Linked DNA regions of Mus musculus: regions 1, 3, 4, 5, 6 and 7 are each linked to region 2. The links are chromatin loops, found by intact Hi-C in ENCODE. Cell type or tissue: left cerebral cortex. All regions are shown on one strand. Region 1 has its middle 590 kb from the start of Gm33780. Region 2 has its middle 470 kb from the start of Gm22313. Region 3 has its middle 620 kb from the start of Gm22313. Region 4 overlaps Lrrc4c (leucine rich repeat containing 4C). Region 5 has its middle 530 kb from the start of Gm22313. Region 6 has its middle 400 kb from the start of Gm22313. Region 7 has its middle 610 kb from the start of Gm22313.

Region 1 (4,000 bases), 420 kb before region 2:
AAATTTAAACCACTGCATAACTTAAATGTTTAAAATCTATACCACATAATTTAGAATTCTGTCTTTCCATGAAATAATACAAACTTACATTTACAATTTTGCTATTGCCTAATTTTGTGTTCTGTGTGATCTTGACAGAACATTAAAGAACAACATGAAAAACAGAGTAATCAAAAAGACCAAAACATTGATCATTACTGGTGTAAATGGAATAATGGTCTCAGGATATCTTTTCTGTATTGTAGAAAAGTTTAGAGCTAAAAGAAGTCCTTGTGGTATCATTCTGTTCCTAGGCAAATAAACAGCCTATACAGACACAACTTTGTAATGATTATATTCTCATCAAGCAAAAAAAAAAAAAAAAAAAAAAAAAAAAAAAAAAGCAGAAAATTCTCACTTTGTGCTTTAAAACACCAGGTTGTCATAGTGTATACTTTCTGCTGTTAGAAACAATAATTCACATGTTTTGAGTAAATGAATCTACTTATTTATCCATTAAAATTATACATATATTGATTTTGCATATTTTGGTATAGTAAAGATATTATAATATACTTCGAAACATTCTGAAGAATTCCTGAAGATGGAGAAGGAAAAATAATACATATTTTAATTGTTAATTAATGAGATGTACTTTTATTAGAAAATTAATCTGAGATAAGGAACAATGCAGACAGTTCTGTCATGTGCTACCTTCTCAGGTAGAGGCAGCTTTCAAAACACACTTTAGCAGCATCACAGTGATGCTGTTACCATGGAGACAGCAAGCCCTGGGAGAAGCCTTAAGAGGACTGCACAAGAAGAGACACTCAGAGCTCTGTTTTACATACACAGCTGTCATTTGTAACTACTTTATTCAGCATTACTGCTATTGCTGATCGTACAAGTGCAAAATGGTTAACAGTACTGACAACAGCTCTACACAAAAGGCCAGGCAGCTTCAGATGATGTTTTCTCTGTTTTCCATTTACTTAATCACCAGCTGTCAGAGAGCACAAGAAAATTTCCTTTGGGTAGTTGTGTTTTAGAAGATACTTGGAGTGCAAAGTGCATGTTGACTTAAATCTAACATGATATTGGAAGTTACAGCTTTAACTCCTTAACTTAATCAAATTAGTGGATAGTAAAATACAATTAATAACCTCCTTTTGTATTTGCTAGTGAAAATAAATCAAGGTGTGGGGAGAGACTCTGTCTAATAAATACTTCTGAATTTGTGATGACCTTTGTGTATAAACATGAATTCACTCAAGAAATACTAATTAACAATATTTTAAGCCAAGAAAATATCTGAGGTAGAAATTAGGGTGGAAAGAAAAATGGTCTCTTTTTATCTGTGAACATTTTTCTTTGGAAATATCAACTTGTACATTTGGCTACAACAGACTACAACACATTACAAGACACAGTACTGAAATATGTCTTTTCTCCTTTGGAGATTGTCATTGGAAAGCCAGTCTGTAAACATGGTTTAAGAAGCCTGTTACTCATATACAAATGCAATGCCAATTCTCATGGTCTTAGTGAGGAGTATCCAAATCTGTTGGTATGCTGCGGGTGAGTTTTGAATGTTATGCCTCTGAATGATTTGAACTGAATGAATGAAAATTCATCCTATTCAAGAATATACTCAGTGTCTTAACTCCAAAGCTGTGTTTGACCAACTCTCTTACTTTCTTGATGTTCCCTCAAAGTTAGCAGTATGAAATCTCTTTTATAGAGAAAGATGTGAATAAATGGAAGGAACAGACAAAGATTAGGTTTTGAAATGCACAACATCAATAAAATGGCACACTTTATTTTTATTTCTTGCCCTGAGAAAGAATAGGCAGCTTAAATTTAGGTATCCCAGGGCAACGGGTATGTGAATTAACTCAGTGCCACCTACTCAAGCTAATCTCTGCCATCAGAATCACGATGCCTTCTATGTAAAGATACTGCAATAAAAGAAGAGGGCTCTGAGGCATGCTTAGAATCTACTTTATAATTTAAGAACCTAGTTCCAAAATGTAAATTTAACTCCTACTTAAGTATCACAGCAGCTGCCATCTTCTTGGCACAGGGAGAATGTCTCTTCTTCACATTGTAATATTTCTTAACAAACCCAGAAACATATGTGCAAAGGAGAAACTATTTTGGTTACAAAATATCTTTGAATTTGTTTCAAAGGCACTCTTGTTTATTAAAATGCATGTTACTTGTTTTATAAGGATTTTGTACTACTTGGCAACTTGAGATCACATAAAAATTAGTTCTTTTCAAAGGTTTCTGTACCTATCTAATGTTCCACTTGAAAAAGTCTGTGATTCTGAGCTATTTTATGTAATTTTCATTTATCATGATTTAACTTCATATACATAGCCATACTTTGACATTCTAAAATGTTTTTATGTATCCTTTACACAGTAACCTATATATTTTTTTAAATTTTGATTTGTATGTATGTCATGTTTAAAAAATGTGATATGGCTTTTTTCTGATATACTTACTTAATAAATGTAATACAAGTGAGTAGATGTGGTTTATACATTTGCTCTCTTCAGATCATTTGGAATTTATTCTATGGCTAGTGTCAGCAAATATAAAATTCATATTAAAAGTATCTTAATAAGCATCCAATTATCTTAACATCATACATTTCATATTTAATTATTATGTATTTTATTAAAATTGCTAATATCCATTTTGATTGTGATTTTAATATTTCTAAAAATCGTTAAATGTTATTGTCTTTCCCATCTATCTAGTCAAATTAACAATCTCAGTGTTTCAGATTAAATGCTAACTCCTCATAAAATTTCCTCAATACCCACTTCAAACTGCTTTATTTCTCCATTATATTGTTTCAGTGTTTGTTCCTGTATTCTCTGTCCATTTTTATTCTGTGAAACAGAAAAATGCAGCATCCAACTCCTAGAGGGACCATCTATGCTTTTTGATAGAGGCAGCATTGAGTTAATGAGTGTGATAAATGAAGGCAGGGAAGAATTTATACAAAGAATGAACATTCTCCTTGGATTTATTCCTCTGTAGTTGATTTAGGTATGTTGGGATGCCTCTGTAGTTTGATGTAAAACTTCATGAACTATATGGATGAAAGTCTATTATTTTCCATAGCCTAACAGATATCTAATTTGTAATCACTCAATAGATATTTGCTTATTATTTTATTACTGTACCATTCATTTTTATTTAAAATACTCAAGGTCATAAGCCACTAAAGAAAGCAACCCAAACAAAAACATATAAAATTTCATTATACTAGCAGTTGAGACTATGGTAAAACAAATTGTATAGTTTATATTATTAAAATCAACACTTAAATTTAAAAATTGTTAATCTAAAAGCCTTCAAGTTGTCTATAGTTAAAACAATGAAAAAATATACATAAGCCTTAATCACATTATGTTCTGTACACATATATATGCACATTTTCAGTTGCCATAAAAGAATCAATAATAATTAAAAATCTTCCTCTTAATTTAGACAAAACCATCTCAGATAAGTTTATTGTGTTAGAGAATTTGTATTACTCAGACATTGCTTTTACGTTGCCTCCCCAGTATCTCAATTTCAAATAGATTTTTAAAGTGACTATTGCATTCAGTATTATGGACCTCAGTTGTAAAATATATTTCATGTGAAAGCTATACTAGCGTGGGGAGGAGAACAAATAATTACTTGGATAGAAAAATTGAAATCATACTAGTTATACACAAATAAAATTGATGGATTAGCATTTATATATAATCACTTTGGGTAATATTTAATAGACTTTTGGTAATATTTTTGAGTGAAATTTATTCATTCATACGTGAGATTAAGTGAACTCTCTCCATTAATGAGCCAAAAATGAATAATATTAATCTTTTGGAATTTTGTGGCCATTGGTCATCAAATAGAAGTGTATTTTAAATGTCAAGTTCTGAACTAGGAAAATGACTCAGTAGAGTAATTTATCATGTACTTAACCTGTACAACCCTTTGACTTCACTCAAAA
Region 2 (4,000 bases):
ACCTGCTTTTTTATTTTAATTTTATAGGGAATTACAGTTAATAGATTACATAAATCTCAACAAAGACCTTAAACTTTGAAACTATGAACATCTCTGAGACTGTGATAGACTACGGGGACTTTTTTTTTTTTTTGTTTTTTTTTTGACTACGGGGACTTTTAAAGTTGGACAAAATGTATTTTGCATTATGCTGTGGCTAGGTATTACCCCATAGACAAGTTTATGGGGACCAGGTAATTTTTATGTACCTGGCCCATGGGAAGTAGCATTGTTAAGAGGTGTGGCCCTGTTAGAATGGGTTTGGCATTGCTGGAGGAAATGTGTTGCTGTGTATGTGGACTTTGAGATTGCCTTGTGCTCCAGCTCTGCCCTGTGCAGAAGAAAGGCTTTTTCTGGCTTTCTTCAGAGAAAGAAGTAGAACTCTCAGCTCCTCTGGAAATATGTCTGTCTGAAGACTGTCATGCTTCTTACCATGATGATAATCTACCAGACCTGTGAAACTGTAAGTCAGCCCTGTAGGCATAAATCATTCTCAACCTACTTTTAATAAGGGTTCAATATCTCCTCTTGCCAACTACCAGACAGAGGTAGTGGAAGGGAAAAGTTATTAGGATATGCGGGAAGTCGACCTGTTCAGCAATAGATTTTTTAGGGTGAGGTTGCTCTTCTTTGGCAGCAGTTTAACCCTGTAGCAAACACCAACTATGAATTAGCAGATGTAGACGATTCCTCTAGGCAAATAGACATCAGGCAGCTGTAGTTCAATACTGAAGATACTACCAGGCACACCAAATGGCTGACATGAGGCTGTGGAAGAGGCATGCTGCAGCAGGAATCTCATGAGCAGTGCTTGGGTGAGTTTCTCTCAATGGTGGCATTACCACAAATTGAGTTCAACAATGATATGTCAGACAAACCAATGTATGCATGCCTTTAGTGAAGAATAATGAGGTCCAGTAAACCAAACCAAAGCTCATTCCTCCTCTGCCACTGTCTGTGGGGTCATAATTTTATATCGTCATCAGGTGTCCTTTCATTTGTCTACTATATCAAAACCTCCTTTCACCTGTGACTACTTCACAAAAACAGTCTTTCATGTGTTTGCTTTAGCAAGACAGGCTTTCACCTATGTGCCCAGCAAAACATCATTTAACATAATTAACTTTCCAAAGAACTAGAAGTGTCCACTTTATAGTACCAATTAAATATTGTCCTTTATAAGAGTTGCCTTGCAAAAGGTGTCTTTTCACAGCAACGAAACCCTAACTAAGACAAATACTTATTTCAAGTACTCAAAGTATATTGTCATTCAAAATTAGCTTTTTTTCATTAGCCAGGAGAATACACATATGGAGAGCAGGCATTATCACAAAATGATAGCTGTTCTGAGTACATGGTGCATATACATTAATTTATCTCACACAATTAAGCATCTGCTTATGATGGCATATTTGTTGTATTAATAAATGTCCACTGAATGTGGATAGTGAATTGGAAGTTTAGTGTACATTGCCACATACCTACAAGAGATACATTATTGTTTTATAATATGCTAGCTAAGAAATAATAGTCTCCAATATGATTTTGATTGGAACAAAAATATGGAATAGAGTAAATCAAATTAGGAGAAAATGAAAGAAATGAGAATACAACCACAGCTCAGTGAAAATTTGAGAAAATAGAAAATCAGCCTTTGGGAAGCAATAAAGTAGAGACCAGAAGTGAAAACACAGACTGAAATGTGGAAAGAAGAAAAATTTACAACTAAGCTCAGCACAACAAATGGATTAAGACAGTACAAAGCAAAGACACTGTCCTATGTGCCAAGGACAGGCAGGGAGCTGTGGATGTGAGAGCTCAAGACAAAGGCCACTGTCACCAAGCATGCCCGAGAAAGGCTTATCCACCAAAAAAGGCTGTGAGGCACTTTCACATGCCTGTTTTTGCTTCTGTCGCTCTAGCCAAATGGGGAAGGATGAGACTAGAATTTGGAACTCTTCTAATCGTATTTTTGTCCCAGTGTGTAGGAAGTGTTGGAAATAATAAAACTATTCTTAAGACACCATTCCTTGGCTTTCTGTGGAAGAAAAACAGTTGCAGTGCAAGTTAACAATCTCTACTCAAAAGAACTCAAATTTTTGTCTGAAGGGGGCAGTATTAAAATCATCAGCAACTTATCTCATCTTAAAACTGTCTTCCCTGAATAATTAGAAGGGATGATAATTTGATTATTTTGAGTAAGATATCCACAAAAGTATGCCATTGATTTTTGTTTTGTTTTGTTTGTTAAGTGGTGTGTGTGTGTGTGTGTGTGTGTGTGTGTGAAGATGATTAAGCCAAGCCAAGGCAACATGAAGACTCAATGAACTGGGCAGCTTTCCTCAATACAAACTGCAGTATATTGACATCATTTCTTGGACACATTTATATACATGTGAATTTTAGAAACAAACTCCCAGGCTGTACCAATTTTAGAGCCAATCCACCAAGTAGCTACAATCATTGCTATTTTAATAACTGTATTCATTTCAAAGAAACTCAAGTAATGCAGCTCCCTGCAAAAGCTTTGAAACTGATTAAGCCCTTGGGATATCAGCATTTCTAAAGGAAAAAGGGTTCACAGTTTACCATGCTATTTATAAGTATATGAAAGGGAAAGATTAAAAACAACATTGTAAGTGTCTCCCTAAATTTCTTGCCTGCCAATGCTTTACTCACATTACAGAAAAGAAAATATATATGTAAGTAAACTGAAAAGATATAATCTTGATTAAATGAACTAAGTGAGAAAAAGAAGTCTATATTGTTCTGGTAAATGTCTTGAAGTCTATGATAAAAATAGTTGCCCTGCAAAGACCCTCACAATTTTTGGAATGTCTGTCTATATATTGCCCCAGTTGACTACCTGCACAAGACTTCACAGATCCATCCAATTCTGACTTGACTCCTTCCCTGCGGATAAACAATAAATTATATTCTCAAATAGCTTGCATGACTCTCCATGTCGTCGGCAGATGCTCTCCAGCTTCGTCTGATATTCCTCAAGCTCCCTTTCCAGCCAGCCCTGAAAACAATGTCGTGTGTGCACAGAAGGTGCTAAATATTTCATTTAAAGTCTGAGTCATTATGCTTAGTGTATGTACCATGGCTTCCATATTTGTCACACAAAGACATTTGATTCAGCCAGTATTGTAACCACACATAATTTGTTCAGGAGCCTAGTAATTTTATAATAGTTGTTGGGCATAATGAATGTAGGCAGAATTCAAAATCTTAATTTTCTATTCACTACAAACCTTGCTAGTAAATGAAATGAGTCTGCAACTTTTGTACTCAATATTTCTAGAGAGGATCTTAGGAGAAGAAACTGTTTCAGGTTTCGGGGGACAGTGAGATGAAACAGACTCCTGACATGCTTTACTCTACCCTTCAACGTCACTGGTGCTACCTCAGTTGTAAATTGTGTGATGGGATACAGACCATAATACTCAACTCTGCGATTTAAGGAATCATCTATGGAGAAGATTCTTGTAATTGAGATGCCTAGAATTGAGACAAAAAAAGAAAAGAAAAGAAAAGAAAAGAAAAGAAAAGAAAAGAAAAGAAAAGAAACATTTATTCTATTTTTAGACTGAGAACAGGTTATAAGTTCTAAAATTTTAACCCCACCAAAAAGACTTGAGTGAAACACAGAAATGTTTACATTTCTGAAGTTCTATTGTTTTCAATTCAAACTGATATCTACTTATGTAATTGCTGGAATATGATCAATTGCATATATTCTTTTAGCACCAAAAAGTATTGGTGTATAAGCTTTTTTTTCCAAGGTGAAACCTTCATCACTTTAATTTATAACCTTTATAATCTTGGTTCTATAGCCAGGGGTGTTGAAAGGGTTGGGAAACCTTATGCCACAGTCATTGGGAAAAAAAAAGAAAGAAAGAAAAGAATAGTGTTCGTGTCCTCTAGGTATATTTCTCACAGGTCAACTATTTTTGCA
Region 3 (4,000 bases), 150 kb before region 2:
AAAGGAGACCAAACCACCATGCCTAGAAAGGAGTAAGACCAGACCTGAGAGGTTCAGGAGAGAAAGCATAGTGATCATGTAAGAGCCAAGGAAGTGGTAGTGGGTGGAAATTGGGTCTAGGGCAGCAAAGATGGAGTATAGATTGTTATAAGTAATAACTCAGGAATATCAGAGGGGAAGTGTTTTGCAGTGGTCCAGCCACTGAGCTGTTTAAGAAATATTAAAATATAATGATGCATGTGTGTGTCTTTTTTTCAGGAACTCCAAACATTGGGGTGAGGGGGAAGGAGTGTGGGCTGCTGCAGTTGGGAAGATTGAGTGGAGATTAATTAGCAGAAGGGGGTTGGTGAGGGACTGGGTAAAGGAGGGGCAAGAAATGGTGAGCAGTGGTTGGGATGTAAATAAATAAATAAATAAATAAATAAATAAATAAATAAATAATATAAATAAAAGGGAAAATAGCAGTGTATGATTTTGTTATAATAAATAACATACGTACTAGTGTTATTTAAGATATTCTCTTTTAAAGATTTTTATTATATATTTTTTTCATTTACATTTCTAATGCTATCCCAAAAGTCCCCTATACCCTCCCCCTGCCCTGCTCCCCTGTCCACCCACTCCCACTTCTTGGCCCTGGTATTCCCCTGTCCTGGGGCATATAAAGTTTGCAAGACCAAGAGGCCTCTCTTTCCTATGATTCTCATATACTATTATTTTCAATTCACTTGCATTAAAACCTCTTAAATACTGTAATTAAATAAAATTAATGATTTATGTAGTATTTGTGAGGAAATATTAAAATCTCAGAAAGAGCTTTACATTTGAATATTCTCAACATTTTAACAATCTATGGTTTCAGCCTCTATGCAACATTTATTTTTTTTCTAATTTTTCATTAAAAATGTCAAAGGATGGAAAATTTACCAAGAATCACAGAGTAGTCCTCTGAAAATAGGCATGTGGATACCACTTGTGATGATTTGCATAAACATGGCCCCTATAGGATCATATCTTGGAATACTTATTCATTAGGAAATGGCACTAGTTGTGAATGTTTAGGAGGTATGAAAATGTCTGAGTGTGTGTGGTTTTGTTAAAAGAAGTGTGTCCCTGGATATGAACTTTACGGTTTAAGAATCCAGTCAGATCCAGTGTCTCTTCCTCCTGCTTCCTGAAAATCCAAGTTTTGAACTCCCAGCTATTTCTTCAGCATCATGTCTGCCTGTAGGCTGCCATGCTCCCTACCATGATGATAATAGACTAAATATCTGAACCAGTAAGCCATCCACAACTAAATGCTTTCCTTTATAAAAGTTTCCATAGTCATGGAGTCTCTTCCTGGCAATAGAATAGGGACTAAGACACAAATTTAGCAATTGATATTCTTCTGTGTGAATGTTGTAATTTATTTAAAGGGGATTTCTCTGTCAAAATAGCTTCAAAGGCTGTGCATGTTCATTTTAAATATAGTAAAGAACTGAGAAAGGTGTTGTTTAAAGAGCTCATTTGCTCAGAAAATGATTTTTATTCTCTGTAACAAGCCTTGGCTGAGATGTAGAATTCATTGGTAAATCTCAAAAATAAAAATTGGAGTTAATATGCCACTGGAAGTCATTATAAGAGACAGTGCATTTCAGAAAACAATGTTTATATCTCCTTCATTCATGTTTGGGAGTCTTGCTGCTATACAACCCTATATTGATGTACAGGTCAGCAGTAAAGTTCTATAGCTATGGCAAGTACTGGTTTACAATATTTTATTAATGAATACTTATTTCCCCGAAGAACCTAATTTATTAAGTAATTTCAGATGTTCAAAATGTTTACAAGTTTTAGTCAATGAATCTGAAAATGATGAATGATTTGTAATGAGTGCTGTTCTTTTATTTATTTATTTTCAAATTGAGGGCCAAGATTGAAAAGATGTACCAAATGGTCCCTTGTTGAGGAATGGAGCCACCCATCCATCTAAAAAATATTAACTCAGAATCATTGCTGTTTAAAGGAAATATGGGGACAAAGAGTGGGGCAGAGACTGAAGCAAAGGCCATCTAGAGATTGACCAACTTAGGGACCCATCCAATATTCATCCACCAAACCCAGACACTTTTGCTGATATCAAGAAATATTTGCTGGCAGGAACCTCATATAGTTGTGTCCTGAGATGGAACCTAACAAAACAGATGCAAATGCTTTCAGCCAACCCTCAGACTGAGGGAGGGGACTCTAATGGAAGAGTTAGGAGAAGAACTGAAGGGGTTTGCAAACCCACAGGAAGAAAAACAATACCAACCAACAAGACTCCCCAGCACTCCCAGCTACTAAACCAGCAAACAAAGAGTACGCATGAAGAGATCCATGGCTCAAGATGCATATGTAACAGACAATTGCCTTATCTGTCATCATTGGGAGAAAAGGCCCTTGGCACTGTAAAAGCTTGATGGCTCAGCATAGGGGAATGCTAGAAAACTGAGGTTGGAGTGGGTGATTGGGTGGTGAGCTCTCTCATAGAAGCAGAATGGAGAGAAATAGGATAGGGGGGTTGAAAAGGGGAAACCAGGAAGGAGGACAACATTTGAAATGTAAATGAATAAAATAATCAATAAAAAATTGAAAAAGAAAAGAAAAGCAAAAAGAAAAGATGTGCCAAACTATGAAAAAGCAGCATTGAAGAGTTAAAACTTGAGTTAACAACAACAACAAGAACAACAAACAACAAAAAGATTCATCTGGCATTTAAAGAAGCCCAGGTACAATATTGTGTTAAACTGAATAACTGTCTATTGAGTTATTAAATAGTGGACGGCCTCAGCCTTTAAAAAATAACTTGAAATTGTTGTTCTTACTCAATAAATAGATTTACATATATCTTCTTTTAAAATTTTCTTTAAACCTTTGTACTTCATACTTAAAATACAAGACTTCTTCTAGTCTTGCCCCTTTCACTTTTCACAAACACAGTCTTGCAGGTACTAGAGCAAGACCATTAAGAAACATAGGCAGAGGAGACTTATATCACAATCAGGAAACAGATTTTACCACAAACTGAATGGGAAAAGCCTTGGCCCTTCACTTACACTTTTAAATTCATTAAAAGGTATAAATCTATATCATTATAATTAAAATGTAAATATAATTAAATAAATTAGTATTTTATATAATATTCTATATTATGTGTAACATAATTATGTACACAAAATATAATATATACAATTAAAATAAAGAAAATCATATGAAATTATTAAAAATGTTTAATGCTTAAAACATCCAGTTGTGGAAGTTAAAGAGATGAAATCATGCTTACAAATTCTTTTTATTCTTCCAAATGCCCATATTTCCATTCGAAGCAAAATTAGGCATCTTACTACCACCTGTAATGGAGCTAAATGAGTGAATACTCATGTACACACACACACACACACACACACACACACACACACAGAGAGAGAGAGAGAGAGAGAGAGAGAGAGAGAGAGAGAGAGAGAGAGAGAGAGAGAGAGAGAGACTGTCAAACACAAACACACACTTTAAATAATAAAAATAAATACCATTAACAATATGTAGTAGTATTTTGATGTAACTGCCATATAGTAAGGTCAAGAAAATTTTAATTTTAATAGTTTTGATCACTGATTCCTCTCCATCAACCTCCCAGGTCCTCAGGATCTCCATACCCACTCAAATCCACATCTTTCTTGTTTTATTTCATTAGAAAAGAAACAAGCACCTAAAAAACAAATAAGATCAAGAAAAAAAAACTAGCAAACAAATATAGTCAAGAAAAACCATAAAAAACTCATGAGATGTAGAGACACATGCACTTACACACAAAAATCTCATTCACACACACACACACACAAATTTTAATAGTTTTGATCACTGATTCCCCTCCATCAACCTCCCAGGTCCTCAGGATCTCTCTCTCTCTCTCTCTATATATATATATATATATATATATATATATATGCAAAAGACCTGCAATAAAAAATACTTAGGA
Region 4 (4,000 bases), 240 kb after region 2:
AGAACCAGAACACTAAATTAATGAACAATTTCTGCCCTGATAAATAAGAAAATTAGGATCACTCACTGTATTTCAGCACAGCTACATCCCGAGGGAAATCCAGGTGGTTAAGAACAAGAAAGAATGCACGGTCTTGACACCAAAAGAAAACGAGAAAGAAAACACACAAAAAAGGAGGTTGGTGAAGAAAAAAAAATCCAACTGCAATTATCCTTCAATTTTAGTCAACACGGGCACTGATCCAAGGGTCCTCTGCTGATTTCTTTCCCAATCAATGCTTCCTTCTTCCACGGTCAACTTTTCTTCAGTGGGATTTCTTTGCAGATGTATTATTAATTTCCTCTCCTCTTGTGGGAAATTCCAAAAGAAAAAAAAATATATATATATCAGGTCTTTACTTTTCTAAAAAAAGCCCCAAACTTTTCATTCCAAAAATATCTCCTTGGCGTACTTTCTCTTTTACAGAGAAAAATGAGCACACTTTTTCTTTGTGGATCCTCAGTTCTTCATTTCCAAACATCCTTGGGGGAGGGGGACAGCTATTTTATGATTATTTATGTCAGAATACACCAAACCCCGCAGGTCTGACATCAGCTTATTTCATTTTTCCCCCCAATGCTCTCCGTGTGGCCATATACACATTTATGTTACGATCCAGGTCTCACAAGAAAAAGCTTCATTCTTTCTTCTCTCTGGCACCATCACCTTATCCTCTGCGTTCTGCTCCAAGAGAGAGCTGCGTCCCGTATCCTTCATTTTAGCAAGGCACCCAAAAGCCACCTCCTCCGGGGGTTAAAAAAAAGGAAAGAAAAAAAAAAAGAAAAAGAAAAGGAAAAAAAGAAAGAAAAGAAAAGAAAGAAAGAAAGAAGAACAAAAAAGTCTTGTCTTTACATCCTCGATTCCTTTCCCCAGCTTTCCCTTCGGAGAATTTAGGGATCAACTGCCCCCACCGGCTACCCTTCCGGCCGGCCCCTTCGTCAAAGATCTGATTAGATTTCTCATCACAACCCAGTGCGCAATTGGATTTTTGATTTCAGCCACCCAGCCACCTTCCCCCCTCGCCCCTCCAAACTCCCTGTTAGATCCCGTCGCCTTCCCTCCACCGCCTCTGCGATTTCATAATCTCACGTTAAATGGAGTGCGGGGGGCAGGGGCGGGGGAGGGGGCGGAGGTAGAGGAGGAAAATTTCAAGGCTCCGTCAGCTGTCAAGAACAAACCCGTTCCGCCCCCGGTCAGCTACTTTTTTTTTTTTTTTTTAAGGCTCTGGGTGGCTTTCACTGGGTCCCCTCCCCCACTCCCAGCACTGGGTACAGGTCCTCCAGGTATAGCTGAACTGGGCGATCAGGGCAGGGATCACCGGAGAGACGCTCGATGCGGTCCCTCGCCAGCGGCCCCTGCCAGCACTGGTGTCCCCTTCTCCATCATCCAGCAGTAGATCTCGAGTCCCCAAGGTTGTGGAAGTTCAGGCTAGGCTTTTATTTCAAGCAGGGAAAACAAAGTGAAGGGGCTGACGTGGTGTTAGGTAATTTTAAAAAGGAAAAAAAAATATTCAAAAAATATATTTAAAGAAAAAAGGGGGGGGGGTAACGAAACAGGAATGAAGAGGGTTAAAAAAAATTCTCTAATCACTGGCTCCTCTCATCCTTCTGGAATGAAACTGCAGCTTTGATCTCATTTCCAGCTGCGTTGGGGACGGTCTGGAGCCACAAGTTGATTCCTCTGTGCGCAGCCGTTCCCGACGCCCGCTGGTCCTCCTGGAGGAGATTCGTCCTCGGGCGCGCAGCTGCTCTGCGCCGGTCTCAGTGCCATAGTCCCGGCTCCCCTTCCATCCACTTCGCGGTGAACTCTCTCCCTCTCCTCTCTCTTCTCTCTTCCCAGATAAATGAAAGCGCTCACTGAGCGGTTGGCAGCGTCTGCCAGTCTAGACTTTCCACCAATGCCAGGTCCTGTTACTTAGGGTCCTGACTCCCCAAAGCGTTCCAGGACTGCAGTCCCTTCCCCTCCTCTGGCCCTCTTTCTTGCCCCTTTCCCTTTCCCTTTCTCCGCTAGAGATCAGTAAAATACAATTACCCAATTACCTCCCATCATCTTAGCAGTGATTGGTCAATTGCATTAACACTTGAAGTCAGGGAAAAAGGGATTGGAACCACTGAGGTGTAGCACTGCTGCCACCTGGAGGGGAGAGTCGGAAAAACGCCGTTTTAAAGCAGCCCCTCAGCGTCCGAGGCTTGTAATCAGAAAAAGCAATTCAGGCTGTGTGGGAGTTGTCAATTTTATTTTTATTTTTTATTTTTTTTAAAGCTTGCTGGTTTTCATCCCGAAAGCTGAGAGTTTTAAGGTACAAAAGAGAATATATTGAAATCAATTCACCACTTGATTTAAAAATTATCAACAAACACTAAGCTTTTCCTTTCAGATTGATGGTAGGAGCCTCTCTGGGAAGTCCAGCACGCTGGTCCCAAGGTAGGGATTAAGACTGCTCTCCTTTGGAGAATTGGTTTTTCAGGAGGAATCCAGGGTAGGTCAGGAGCTGCCAGGGAGGGAAAGCTTGGGGGAGCAGGGTAATCTCTCCAGGAGGAAACAAGTGTAAAGGCTAGATAGGAGCCTTCAGTCTAGGCAGTGTTGCAGTAAATTGGCCTGTTCAGTTTGTACAAGACATTCGGGACAGCTTGACAACTCAATTCCAGCATCCCTCGCTCCTGAATGTGGGCTTTTCCATCACCCCGTGTTAGAAGAGCACTTGGCAAATTTCACCTCTACTGCCTTTCCTAAGAAGCGGGGACCATAGAACAATGATAAAATAGTTACATATTTTGACATTTTTCTCTGGTATATAATTATCACAAAACTCTTTCCATTAGCTACAGTCAGTCATTTTTAAGTCTCCCAAGCATATTTGAGATATGAGGTCAAATGAAATTTAAAGTGATGATTATAAATATTAGCGACTGTGCCTGTTGAAAGTGAAGGTAAATAAATATTTTTGTTTCATTTCTCCTAGGGCCTTTTTTTATGGTGTATTTGGTCATCTGATTTGTGTGTGTGTGTGTGTGTGTGTGTGTGTGTGTGTGTGTGTGTGTGTGTGTTTGTGGTTTTGTTTTATAACATTCCAAATATCAGATACCACTCTTGGCTCAAACAGAGTGTGCAAATGTTTAAAAAAAATTATGGCTGGGAAATAAGATAAGAGCTTTTGTGTTACTACAGGGATATCAAAGGCCTATCCAAGTTCATGACAAATGTTCTTTTCCCTTTTATATTATATGCAAACCCCTATATATTTAGTTCTTTGGAGTTCAAAAATGTATATCTATACATTTCTTTGAAGGCGAAGGAGAAGCGGTAATATGGATTTCAGATGTCATCACCTGCAAGGGAAAATACCCTCGTCGCAGATTCAGCTTCATTTGCTTATGGTTTCTCAATAGGTTTGTGAGAGCATTGATGTAGTTGTTACACATGTACAATGTGAATTTGTGAAGGAGTTAATGCTTTTATATTTAAAAAGATGTTACATGGCCTGATTCACAAACACTAGTAAGCCACTGGTTATAACGTCAGTTTGTGTTGGTCAAGCATCATTTACTCACTGGGGAAACATTGGAAAATTCTTTCCCTAGATGCTCTGGATGGGTTCAGAGAAGTTGCCCCCCCCCCATTTTTAAAAGTAAATTGAAAGGTATTAGGAATTCTTTTTAGGGAAATAGACAGCATAGGGAAGATCAACAGTATGGTAATTCAAACCGAGGTATACCAGCTGTTACTAGACACCTTTATCACCCTTCAGAGTTAAGTATTCTCTTGAGTGACATAAAAGGAAGGAATGATGCTAAGTAGAGAATCAAGGAAGATGTCCTAGTTCTGCTTAGTGTCTCATTGCCTATCTACAGTACCAAAGTTGCCTATTTGCTCTACACGACACTGAACTGGTCATCTGATATTCATATTTGCATTCATAGTCAATTATTAATCACGCTTCTGTATGATGTTTTGCAGCCTC
Region 5 (4,000 bases), 61 kb before region 2:
TGTGAAGCTGAATGTGTCAGAATATCTGGGGTGAGGGTGTCTAGATACAACTGGTATATGTGCTGTGAGGTATCAGATTAAGCACTGGGTCTCTGCTCCCCTTCATCCTAATTTAAATACATTAAAATACCTCAGTGATAGTAGAATATAGACCACTTTTATAAAAGATATTACAAACAATTACTTTAATGGAGTATTTGAATATCTGATTTGCATCTTTTATCTTCTAGACTCATTGTCAACAGCTTTTATCACAACATTATTTTCTCTTTGTCAGGAGTCTCAAAAGAATATGGCAATTCTGGAATTTATCTGGATTCATGAAAGGTTTTATTGTTTTTCATGGATTATGCAAATTTCAAATGATGATCAAATATTCTTCTGATTCCTTTTGCAATTATTATATCAGGACAGCAAGAGCAGCATCTCCAAAGAGCTTGGTAGGGAACCAACATTGAGCTCTAATATAGACCTTTGGAATTACACACTTCTTGAACGCATTCTGAGGTTTTGTGATATATAATATTGATCCTAGTATACAAGAAAAATTAAACTCTAGCAGGAAAAAACAAAAATATTTTGAAGATTAAAAATGATAGTGTCACAGCCATTATTATACTACTAAATAGTTTTCATTTGAATAGTGTACTGTTCCTGTGATTAATATTCTTCATTTGTAACTGATTTTAACTCCTTTAATGATTCATATGACCTTAGAATTAGACAAAATATAGGGAAATGCTTCAGAAAACCATCAAGTCCTAAAACAATGGCAATCCATTGTGTGCTATTTTATCCACCAAAGGACATTTTATGTCTGAGTGAATTTTTAATGGTCATCACTGGAGGAGAATGGTTTCTACTTATATTTATCTAGAAAAGAGCAAACACTTTATGGATATCCTATACATAGCAGGATGTGTCCTCACAATGGAGTTATTGTTTAATTCAAATATCAGTTAAGGTTAGGAAGATAAACTAAGACAAGTTACTCATTCAAATGATAGTTTTATGATCTACGTTTTCTTCACAATTATTTCATTTGCATATTCTCTATAGATAGTTCTTGAATATCAACAATGATAATTTGCATTCATTTAAACTATTTAGCATGAATAAGGTTGCAGGTGAAAAGGTTTTTTTCCTTTTCATTCTTGAAAATCATTTATATAACACTAACACACTTAAAAGGTTCATTTTCCTCATATCGAAAAGAAATTAATTTGAAGATCTCACTGCAGTTCAATTCAAAGAATATTTTTGTTCCTCTATCTTGCTTATTATAAATCTCTGGCTTGAGCAAACCCAATAATAATAGAAGGAGAAAGTAATCTTATTGCTACACTTTCTTTTTTTCATACCATTAGTTATCTTGCTATAACTTCACATATTCAAGTTTACTGTGTGTTTAAAACAAGCCAAGCAAATTAAAGTAGTAAGAAAAAGACACATTTTATCAGGATCTTGGCAGATTAAATGAAAAAGAATAATTTATTTTTTTTCCTTTTCATACTTTCCAGCCCACTCTTGGATGACAAATCCCATATGGTGATGACAATGAAAATGGATCGTCTAAAGATATCTTGCCACCATACTGCTTACAACCTTCAGGAAAGACGGAAAAGGCAGTAAAGCTGCCACAAGAAAGTGGTTGATGAATGATGTCTAGAAGATAACTAAAATAGATTACATACTTACGTTTTCTGTCATGCTTGCTACAGAGATTTCATTCTCTATTATAGGACATCATATCCACATCACTGATGCTGTAGAGATCTATTGCATTATATATCATACCCATGTCCAAAGGGCCATAAATTAGAAAGTAAAAAACCAGAGTCTGGTTTTAGATAGAATAGACATTGGAAAAGTGTTGGAGCATCAAACACTAAAACACAACAACCTCATCCATGCTCGAGCAGATAGCTCTAATTAAGCTCAGTAGGGCACATAAGAGGAAGAATACATGAAAGTAGGATGGGAACCACATTTAGAAGAAGGAAACAATTAGAAAAGATAGAGGAGAAAAGGAAAAGTTTAGGAGTGAATTACTAAACAGTTAAAAATACATGGAATTATTCAAAATAAATGGAAAAGTATAATACCTCTCACTATCAAAGTTTAGCTTAAAAATTGGTATTGTTGAAATTTTTCCTTCAGAATAGAAAAGATGATATTCCTCTTTATGTGAATTCCTATATCCCATGTATTCTGAGACACATAAATATATCATAATTCTAGAAAACAATCGCAAGTTCATTGATTATACTTATGCTCAGTAGTTGTAATGACAACACATAAATTCACTTGGTTTGTCCTTGAATTTAGAGACGGAGCAAATTTACCAGTCTATGAGCAGCCTAACTAAACTGTTGAATATATGGAAAGGTGGAAGGGCATTGACTTGAGAATCTGACTGACATGTAACAAGTTGAAGTAATGATGTTCCACTGTCATTGCAGATATATTTCACACACACACACAAACACACAATTACTATAGCAGAATAATGTTCTTATTCCAAAATATCCAATCCTGTATTCCCAGAAACTGTGAAATAGTTCTTATATAACACAACATCTAATAGAGATATGATTATTTGCAAGATTTTGATATGGGGAGATTACTATAGGTTAACTATAAAGGCTTTATCTAAATACACAGAGGGAATGATTCCTATGTGTGGATGTGGGAACTTAATTTTTTTTCTTTTTTCTTGAATAGAGAATATTGGCCATCAGCCAAGAGAGCTAGGTAATTTCTAGAACCTGGGGGAAAATGGAGAGATATTATTTTGCATATTTTAAAGAACAAAAATTCCTGATCTTCCAAGGTGGTTATTTGGAAAAAAAAAAAACAAAAAAACAAAAACAAACAAAAAAAAAAAAACAAAAGTTTGTCATTATCTTGTTTGTAAAATGTGCCGAATTATGAAAAAAAAAATCACAGAGTTGTCACCAAATGCAGAAAAGAGGCCTTTACTTATTGTATTAGTCAGGGTTCTCTAGAATCACAGAACTTATGGATAGTTTCTAGATAGTAAAGGAATTTATTGATGACTTACAGTCAGCAGCCCAATTCCCAACAATGGTTCAGTCGCAGCTGTGAATGGAAGTCCAAGGATCTAGCAGTTACTCAGTCTCACACAGCAAGCAGGCGAAGGAGCAAGAGCTAGACTCCCTTCTTCCAATGTCCTTATATTGTCTCCAGCAGAAGGTGTAGCCCAGATTAAAGGTGTGTTCCACCACACCCTTAATCCCAGATGAAAAGGTGTAGCCCAGATTAAAGGTGTGTTCCTTAAACTAGGAGATTTAATCTTCTGGAATCCATAGCCACTATGGCTCAAGATTTCCATACCAAGATCCAGATAAGGATCTCCAAGCCTCCAGATAAGGGTCACTGGTGAGCCTTCCAATTCTGGATTGTAGTTCATTCCAAATATAGTCAAGTTGACAACCAGGAATAAGCACTACACTTATTGAACATCAAATAACATGATTCTAAATTTGGATAAAATTCAAATTCCTTTATTAATTCTGACAAGGCAGTAGGGAAGGGTTCCAATTTCAGTTTACCTAAGGGAGTAAAGATTCACTACCATCAAAAACAAAAATCCAGGTTAAAAAAAAAATAATGAAAAGAATTATGATTCAAAACAAACTAAATATCACTTAAGGTAGCAAGGATCCTGGGAACCAAGCTTATAATAGACTTTCTGATTGGTACTTGCTAAACACTTAAGTGGAAATTGATTTCTGCAACCTGCATTACCTAGTGTGTACTTTGTACTTTATATTTCACTTTTTACATGCAAAGAGCTCAGTTACAGTACACAGAGGAATAAGTTGACAGATCCAGTATTAGAATGAATTCTAATATCTATTTTTTTTTCCATTTTTTATTAGGTATTTAACTCATTTACATTTCCAATGCTATACCAAAAGTCCCCCATATCCACCCACCCCCACTCCCCTGCCCACCCACTCCCCCTTTTTGGCCC
Region 6 (4,000 bases), 67 kb after region 2:
TCCTATCTAAAGTGAGATGTTCATTCAAGACACATCTGAAAGTGTCATAGAAGACTTTTCATATTCTTTATGGGACTATTAGTAACAATTAATATTAATCTCACTAATTTTGGTGAAATAAAGCTCAACCTAGAACAAAGCCCCTTATATTGCATTCTCAACTACTTACTTTGCAATTTCACATCATTGTGTATCATATCCATGATTACATGATTAACTATGTCATTTGACTTCTTTTAGCCTGTAATCCTTTACAGTTATAACTTCATAAAACTCTGAGTTTAAAAAATAAATAATAATATTTATTAAAAATAAAATATTCAGGTCAAAGTTTAATGCTTCCCATAAAAGTTCAACTGCCTTCAGTACATTTAAAATCGATAATTTCCCCCTTTCTCTTCACATCTAAGAAATGTACTTATTTCTTACAGTTATCTCTTCCCCACTGAATTCTTGTATTGCAAACTGGATACTTCCCCAAATTATCAAGTTCCTTTCCAAGTTTTATATTTCAAGCTCTAAAGTTAATACTGCCAATTAAAAAAAAGTTTCTATGTTGACACCTCTAATGTGATTTCCCATCATTATTCAAACTCCATTCACCAGTAATCTAGGGAAGTAGTCAACTTCTATTAATTCTTTTGGGGAGCATTCATCACTCAGCAACTATTAACATCTTACTTTTCTTCCAGTTCAGTATTTCTATTGTTTAGTAAATATAAGAAGCTGGAATCTCTCTGCTCATATTTTCCATGGGACTAAAGCTCAGAACCTAATTGTCTGTCTGTGTTCTTTATTGAATTCTTTGATCAAGCATTTCACAATGTACTTGTGTCTGATTTTCAAACTCTTTTAACTTACTAATTTTAACTAAGTTTGACAGTTGCATTTATTTATATAATAAATTCATATTTCTCTCCCCACCTCCTTATGATTTAAATACCAATTCACTCGTTTCTTGCCATTTTCCAAGTTTCATGATTTTTGGTCACTTGTGTGATCTGTTTGATGTTACCAGTCATCTCAATAAGCACTGGATTACAAGAATCATTTATTTCTGGTGGTATAACCACTAGTACAAAATTAAAGACATTAGCAACCCCATTCCTTTTTATGATTCTATGCCTATGAAGTAGTCAGTGTCCTGAGAACCCTTCTTACATCCTGTGTTCTCAGTGCATTCATTCACAGTTCCAGAAAGTTCATTATTGCGGTAGCTGTGTATTTTCTAGACGATGGCATTTAACAGCCCTTCTTAGCTTACAACTCTTTTTGCATTCTTTCAACAATGTTCCTTGCTCAAAAGCCTTGTATACAAAGACTGTAAAGTTATTGATTTTATTTTGAACTATATTATTTCATTTGGCATAGAACATTCAGTGAGTGCATCAGAAATGGAAGACTCATTATCCTTTAACTGAAATGATATGACTTTGGTGTGAATATTTAAAATTGGCTACTGGTTCAATATTACAAAGTCTGTAACTAGTGGTCTGTTCTTAATTTTGTTACTCTTGTACTTATTTGTAATTCAGTGGTAGTTTATAGTAGTCTGTTAAGTCATCAGTTATTTTACTATAATAGTTTTAATTTAAATTAGTTGGCAAAACGTTTACTAATATGAAAAATAACAACTAATAAAATATAGAGGCTTTGATTTATCAAAAATAGTTTTGGGTTAGTTAAATATTTTGTATTCAATGTTGCTTGTTTGAATCCATGACTTTTGAAAGTTATGTCTTTGGATTATAGCATATATCATATGCATGTTTCAGGCAAGTCAAGTATATATTTTACAATGTAAAGGGTGATATTTTAAATACTTTAAACAGCTTTGGTAGTATATTTTATTCTGAGAAAAATAAACTGAAAATGTTATTGACTTTATGTAAAGTTTATATTAAAATGTTACAGAACTATGGAGTTATGAGGAAGTTTTTAAGAAAAGGCACAAAAATATGATCTTTTTAGTGAATGTGTGATTCAGAGATATCCATCAATGACATTTGATTGGAATATAAAAGTGAATCACAATGTAGCTCTAAAAATAAAGTGCCTAAAACTGAAGATTTTTTTTCAAAAATAGTATTGATTGATTTATTTTCATCTCTGAATGGTAGTCATACCATAATGTCTTCCATCTGAACTTCTGTTAAACTGAATGAAATTTAATTTAAAAAAAAAGTTTCAAACAGGGGGTAACCAACCCAGATCTTCAAAGGTTTTGGCTTTACCAACTTCAGCAGTGAACTTGAACAAATAAGAGTGAAACCAACATCAATTACCAAGAAATGTATCTCTACGGAGAGGCTTATTTCCCAAAGGAACATGATCTCATAGAACCCAAGAGATGAAATATTCTCAGAGAAGTGCTCACAATTTTCTGTTCTGAATAATATATGCCATTTCTAAATCAAGGCATGCAGTAGCCATCTGGAAGCTCTACTTTTTACTTTCATCTCGCCCTTGATTTTTTTTTTTTTTTCTAATTCTGGTCTATGGGAAGAGCACTTTTAATTCTCTTTCTCTAAACAAGAAGAAACCATGCCTATATCAAAGAGTTTTGTAAAACCAGAGGTGATGCATGTGGCTGTAATAACATGATTGCTGGTAAACCTAGAATTTACCTCTTCCTAGAGGTCAAGAAGTATTTACTCTCCATCTGACAAACTATAGTATGTTGTCTAAAAAAACAACCTAAAAATTTAATATTTCTATCCTTTGGACTTGCCATGACCTAGCTCAAGAAACAAATGAGTATTTGAGAATGAAGCAGTAAGATAATAGTTAAGAGCATTTGTAGTTCTTGAAGAAGACTAAGGTAAGTTTCCATGCCACATGTTGGACTCAGACAGCCCAATTCCAACTTCAAAGGACCAGACACACTTCTGGTCTTCCTTTTACACACAAAGAAGTATATCTACATATATGTACACACACACACACACACACACACACACAGAGGGAAGGAGGGAGGCAGGGAGGGAGGGAGGGAGAGAGAGAGAGAGATACACAGACAGACAGACAGACAGACAGAGAGATGTACATATAAATTCAGTCTTTAACAAACGTAGTGAGTGTGGAACCCATTGATTACTATTAGTTAATATTATATTGCATCACCGTAATCAATGAGACAGCCATACTAATATGGATTAGGGCATTAAGGTGACCATTATCAGAATGGAAGGTTCTTAGAAAGGAATTTGATCTGGAATGAAGAATTTCTGGGAACAAGGTTTTCAGTGAATGCTAAAACCAGGTGAATTAATCTCAATTGGTTACATGACTTACTTTGATGAGTGCATCAAGACCTCAAATATTGCCTGCTATGGAATTACCTATACCAATCATATTTATTGTACATGAATATACATGAATATATATGTATATATACATCAATTTGTTCCATTAGCAAAAAACTCTTTCTTTGTATTTTTAATACCAACTTCTCTGTCTTTTCTAAGGTTTCTTTCATTATACTTATTTGTTTTAAAATATATTGACATATACATAATATGTACATAAGCAGGTTATATAGTATTTATTCTATATTTTAAAGCATACACTCTCATTAAAACGTGAAGGATGACCTTGATCACATAATGCTCATACTTCAGTATGTGAATAGCTTGTGCTAGAGGTATGTACTATTGGACCAACCTGTCTTTGTTTCTGTGTTTCTGACTTTAACCCATCACTATGTGCCATACGAGCAAATGTGGTATTGAGGAACATTTTAACAATTAAATTGACTTGGCTCTCACGTTTTCAAGTTTGAAGGGATGAAAGTGCAAATGAAAAGACTTCCTTTTCTATAAAATACAAAGCATTTTGGGTTTTAAATCTTGATGCAGAGTCGCATACAATGTAGGTTGCCCTATGTACCCAAGTATGACATGGCATTTCTGTTCCTCCTGTCTCTAACTCGAATTGCTGGGTTTATGGGCAGTAGGTACCACACCCAGTTTTGTGTTGGTAAATGCTTGGCAAGCACTCT
Region 7 (4,000 bases), 140 kb before region 2:
ATCAAGTTTAACAGATAAGCAGTGTACATATAGTTAATTATCAATGCTGATAACATCAAAACAGACATAAGGATTCTATGTAGAGCATAGTAAATTCTGCAGCACATAAGTGCAGGTGTAGAGAATGTTGCAAATATGATCTCCTTAGTCAAATCACTGAAGATAGAATTTTTTGTTTCAGATTCCTTCTATAATTATCTAATAAAAGCTGCTTCTGAATTGTCTCCAATATTTAGGAAGGGTTACCTCTTCATTTAAAAACATGTATCCAATAACTTGATAACTAATAACATTTATGGTTTTTGTTTCTGTACTCAGCTTAGCTGTTACTCACCTATCTGTTCCCCAGTAAAGCAATGATGATATAATTTTTTCCCATATATGAGGACTCCTCAGTTAGCATCTGGATACACACTGAGAGAATTATAATCAATGTATGAAGAATTATACCCTAAGTAGGAAAATGTATTGTACACTGAAAAACAAATGAATTCAGTAGCAGAAATATCAAATATCCTACTGCACAATTACTGTCTTACAGTAATTATTTGTATCAAAAATTAAATTTTTATGAAGCATTCCTGTAATAATTTTAATAGTTCATGGAATCATGATGAGTTGATTAAAATTGTCACATTTTAGTAAAACCTGTGGTGTTGTCTGAATCCTTTGACAACATGTGCTCCATACTCACCTTTCAGAATGATATTAAAACTGTGGTCTGAGAGAAAATAGAAGTCTTAGTCCTCCTCATTGGAAAGATACTACTAACAATTACTTTCTGTGAATTTTAAATTAAGCTCTTCCTCCATTTTACAATAAAAGACAAGGATGGTGTGGCATCATCTGTATTATTAAAGCCAAGAAGAAGACTACCAAAATGGTGTGGCATCATCTGTATTATTGAATCCAAAACGAAGACAACCACATTTTTCTCTATGTGTATGTTTAGATCTGTGGTTTTGTTCTGTAATTATACCCATGCTAAACATGCTGTATGAATTAAATTTTCCTAAGAGACTTTCATCCTCGTATGTAGATGACTTGGAAAAATTCTCCACTAGTCACTGAAATATCCTGAGGAGGTAATAGATAGGTGTAGAGGCTAGCTATCCCTTTCTCACAATTGGAAGCAGCACTATGGTGCATATGCATAATCACATTAATGATGAAATCTGCTAAAATCTTTTTTTCTGAAACTTGCAGCAGGAGGGTGAGGTTCATTGGGAAGAGAAATGCAACTTGAAGCTGAATATTTTAAAAGGTATTTTTGATATGAAAAAAAAAAGAGAGGGAGAGAGCAAAACAGAAAATTCTTAATACAGCTCTGTGTCAACACAAGTTCCTTGCTTGATAGGAATTGTCATAGTGAGCCTTCCTTAGCTCCTTGACACAGTGAGGATTTTTTTTCTCCTGTCAAACCCACTATATCAGTCTTGGATGAGACAGAAGACTGCTATTAAAGAAATCTGCTGAACGATTCAAGGTCTCCAGCAAAGATATTATTTTTCAGCAGTCATGTGTTGTTAATGGGTAGTCCATTTTAAACTGTAAGCCCCACTTTCAGACATAGCTTCTATATTTCCATTTTAGCAGATACTTCAGTATTGACTTTTTCTGGAACCAGAATTTTCAACATTATGCATGTTTTATTATCAAAATGACACCAATGGATTCTAGGAAAAAATAGTTCATTCCCTTGAGTGTTTTTTAACTTGCCTGCATAAATCTAAATTATTGTTAAGTAAGTACCCCACAGTTAGCTTTATAGGTCTGTATTACTGTCAAAAAATTGACTCAAATTTGAGTACTTGAAAATAAAATCTCCGTTAGAGCTTCTAATATTTGTGAGAAGCCCAAAGACTATATAATGCATAAAACACACTTTGTAGAAGAACCTCTTCCCGTGACCATCCCCAGCCATCCCCATCCTGAGGGATGATGGTGGGAGAAAGTAAGGAGGCTTTCTGCAATGAGGAATATTTTTGCTTTCCCTATTTTAAAGGAAGCTCATTTGAATCATAAGGATTCATGGCACATGGCAGGAAGGCAAGTTATCAAGAAGAGAAAGTATAAAATAGGATCCTGAAATTTCTTACCATCTTGGCACATGTCTTGAACCTTCTGTTCATGAAACTATTTCCCTTGTAAAGTAAGACTACTGTAACACCACTCTTCAATATATAGGCAAGAGAAAAAATGAGATACTCAATATGAATCCAAAGTTATAGACAAGAAAACACTGTCATTCATTTCTTCTGGTGCAAGTCTGAAACTCATATTTATCTTTATCTTTATATATGTTAATGTGCAAAACAGTATACGATTTCTAATGACTTATTTCTATGATTCTACTATTTTATTTTGTTTATGATATAAAGGAATTTCTATGTCTTATATTTGAATATATTTCATTAAATATTACCATAATTATATATCAGTATTGATCTCTCAGAATTTTACTAATTTCCAGGAAAGAATAAAGGCTGCCTTAAAACAAACAAACAAACAAACAAACATGGTGCCTTTTTTATCACCACATAGATTTTTTTTTAGCTGAACTCATTTTCAGAATCTGTGCCATATAGAACTCATATCCTAACATACAATGGATTTCCCAGAATATGCAACATAGTTAACATCTTATTTGTCTCAACTACTTTCAACTTGGAGAGCGGGAATCCAGGTTTTTCCTCACTGAGTGTTCTTTGTTCTAAGAAGAATGTTGAAGGGAAATTACTTAACAGGTCATTATAACAGCCTTTTACCATCTCCAGCCAGTAGCACATACTGTGACTTTTAATACAGACTCTCTTGACAGACAAATTGAAAACATGAAAACATCCCACATTCCTTCCTCAAAAGATCTATCAATGGCTGAGTAAATCAAAGTCAACTGATTATACTTGAAATTCTGTGTGACCTATGAACATGATTTACTCAGTTTTTCCTATTTCTAAATAACTCTGATATGAAAGGTACCTTGTGGAGAATGACACTGTAAGAATCATCCACTGTAAAATGAATCCTAGGTTATGAAATTTTATATGTATGTGTTTATAAGTGTGTATTAGTAATGGTCCTCTAGAGGAATAGAACTGTTAAAATGTCATATCTTTATCTCTCTCCATATGTATCTATCTATTTATAGATAGATAGATAGATAGATAGATAGATAGATAGATAGATAGATAGATAGATGCACACACGCACACACATACACACACACATACACACACGCACACACACATGGTTTATTAAAATTGCTTACTGAGGTCCAACTAGTCCAATATTGAATGTCTATCAATGGGGGGGTTCAAGAATCCAATAGTTATTAAGTCAGTAAAACTAGATATCCCAGCTAGTCTTCATTGCACATTGTAATCACAAAAAAGTAGCCTCCAATCCCAGTGATGGGATGGATTTGCTAGTGAGAGCAAGAGCAGCAAGAGTGGAGGAAGCTAATTCTTCTTCTATGTCCTTTCTATAAATTGCCTGAATAAGTTATGTTCCAGATTGGAATTGGATCTTCTCATGTCATAAAATCTACAAGAATAGTGGGTATTTTCACTGCAAATATTATAATTAAGCAAAATCCTCTCATAGATGTGCTCAGTTACTTGGATTTTAATTATTTCTAGATGTAGTTACATTTAAACTCAAGAATAGAAATCACCGTAGAATAATAAAAATGATACGTTAAAATATGTAGATTGTTGACATGACTACATTCCAACATGAGTCCTTTGGAGATCTCTACATTGTCTAGATAATATTTAATGATTTTTCATTATGCATGTGTGTAAAGAACTATCATAAGAAAGGGAAACTCACTTGGGAGAATCATCATACCCCTTAGCTGTTCTGGAATAAAACAGGAAACGTGGAGACAGAAAAAGATAATGGTTCCATCTCAAATTTATGTGGAGAAAAATTAGATTAAAATGATGTTTAGATGGTACAGATAAAAAGGTAGCATATTAATCATCTTTCTACCCCC

What was found. Hi-C counts contacts between places; a loop is a spot of excess contacts. Peaks named below come from ENCODE experiments on the same cell type or tissue, not always from the same donor. Only the 100,000 strongest peaks of a DNase experiment are listed, where the experiment ranks them.
Region 1: it touches region 2 in a loop (10-fold over the local background); 3 of 42 quality-filtered maps call a loop at or near these places.
Region 3: it touches region 2 in a loop (2.9-fold over the local background); 2 of 42 quality-filtered maps call a loop at or near these places.
Region 4: a loop joins it to region 2, with 9 times the contacts of the local background. A loop is called at or near these places in 4 of 42 quality-filtered maps.
Region 5: a loop joins it to region 2, with 5 times the contacts of the local background. A loop is called at or near these places in 2 of 42 quality-filtered maps.
Region 6: a loop joins it to region 2, with 5 times the contacts of the local background. A loop is called at or near these places in 2 of 42 quality-filtered maps.
Region 7: it touches region 2 in a loop (4-fold over the local background); 2 of 42 quality-filtered maps call a loop at or near these places.

Annotation. Positions count from the first base shown.
Region 1 is chr2:98,121,593-98,125,592 of GRCm38, reverse strand. No RefSeq gene overlaps it. Among named protein-coding and RNA genes, the nearest start is that of Gm33780, 590 kb to the left of the region's middle. In left cerebral cortex, no CTCF peak of the experiment used is centred here; DNase peaks (open chromatin) are centred at 793 and 1,946; H3K27ac peaks cover 1,179 bases.
Region 2 is chr2:97,705,918-97,709,917 of GRCm38, reverse strand. No RefSeq gene overlaps it. Among named protein-coding and RNA genes, the nearest start is that of Gm22313, 470 kb to the right of the region's middle. In left cerebral cortex, a CTCF peak has its summit at 2,133 (motif pointing right); DNase peaks (open chromatin) are centred at 1,974, 2,483 and 3,074; H3K27ac peaks cover 1,187 bases.
Region 3 is chr2:97,855,438-97,859,437 of GRCm38, reverse strand. No RefSeq gene overlaps it. Among named protein-coding and RNA genes, the nearest start is that of Gm22313, 620 kb to the right of the region's middle. In left cerebral cortex, no CTCF peak of the experiment used is centred here; no DNase peak of the experiment used is centred here.
Region 4 is chr2:97,464,487-97,468,486 of GRCm38, reverse strand. It overlaps Lrrc4c (leucine rich repeat containing 4C), which reads right to left. Exons shown (of 9, transcript NM_001363047.1): 6 at 67-347. Among named protein-coding and RNA genes, the nearest start is that of Gm22313, 230 kb to the right of the region's middle. In left cerebral cortex, a CTCF peak has its summit at 2,171 (motif pointing left); DNase peaks (open chromatin) are centred at 1,106, 1,248, 2,107, 2,541 and 1 more place; H3K4me3 peaks cover 2,549 bases; H3K27ac peaks cover 2,534 bases.
Region 5 is chr2:97,766,623-97,770,622 of GRCm38, reverse strand. No RefSeq gene overlaps it. Among named protein-coding and RNA genes, the nearest start is that of Gm22313, 530 kb to the right of the region's middle. In left cerebral cortex, no CTCF peak of the experiment used is centred here; a DNase peak (open chromatin) is centred at 1,578; H3K27ac peaks cover 428 bases.
Region 6 is chr2:97,638,560-97,642,559 of GRCm38, reverse strand. No RefSeq gene overlaps it. Among named protein-coding and RNA genes, the nearest start is that of Gm22313, 400 kb to the right of the region's middle. In left cerebral cortex, no CTCF peak of the experiment used is centred here; a DNase peak (open chromatin) is centred at 2,408; H3K27ac peaks cover 268 bases.
Region 7 is chr2:97,847,491-97,851,490 of GRCm38, reverse strand. No RefSeq gene overlaps it. Among named protein-coding and RNA genes, the nearest start is that of Gm22313, 610 kb to the right of the region's middle. In left cerebral cortex, no CTCF peak of the experiment used is centred here; DNase peaks (open chromatin) are centred at 1,332 and 2,059; H3K27ac peaks cover 622 bases.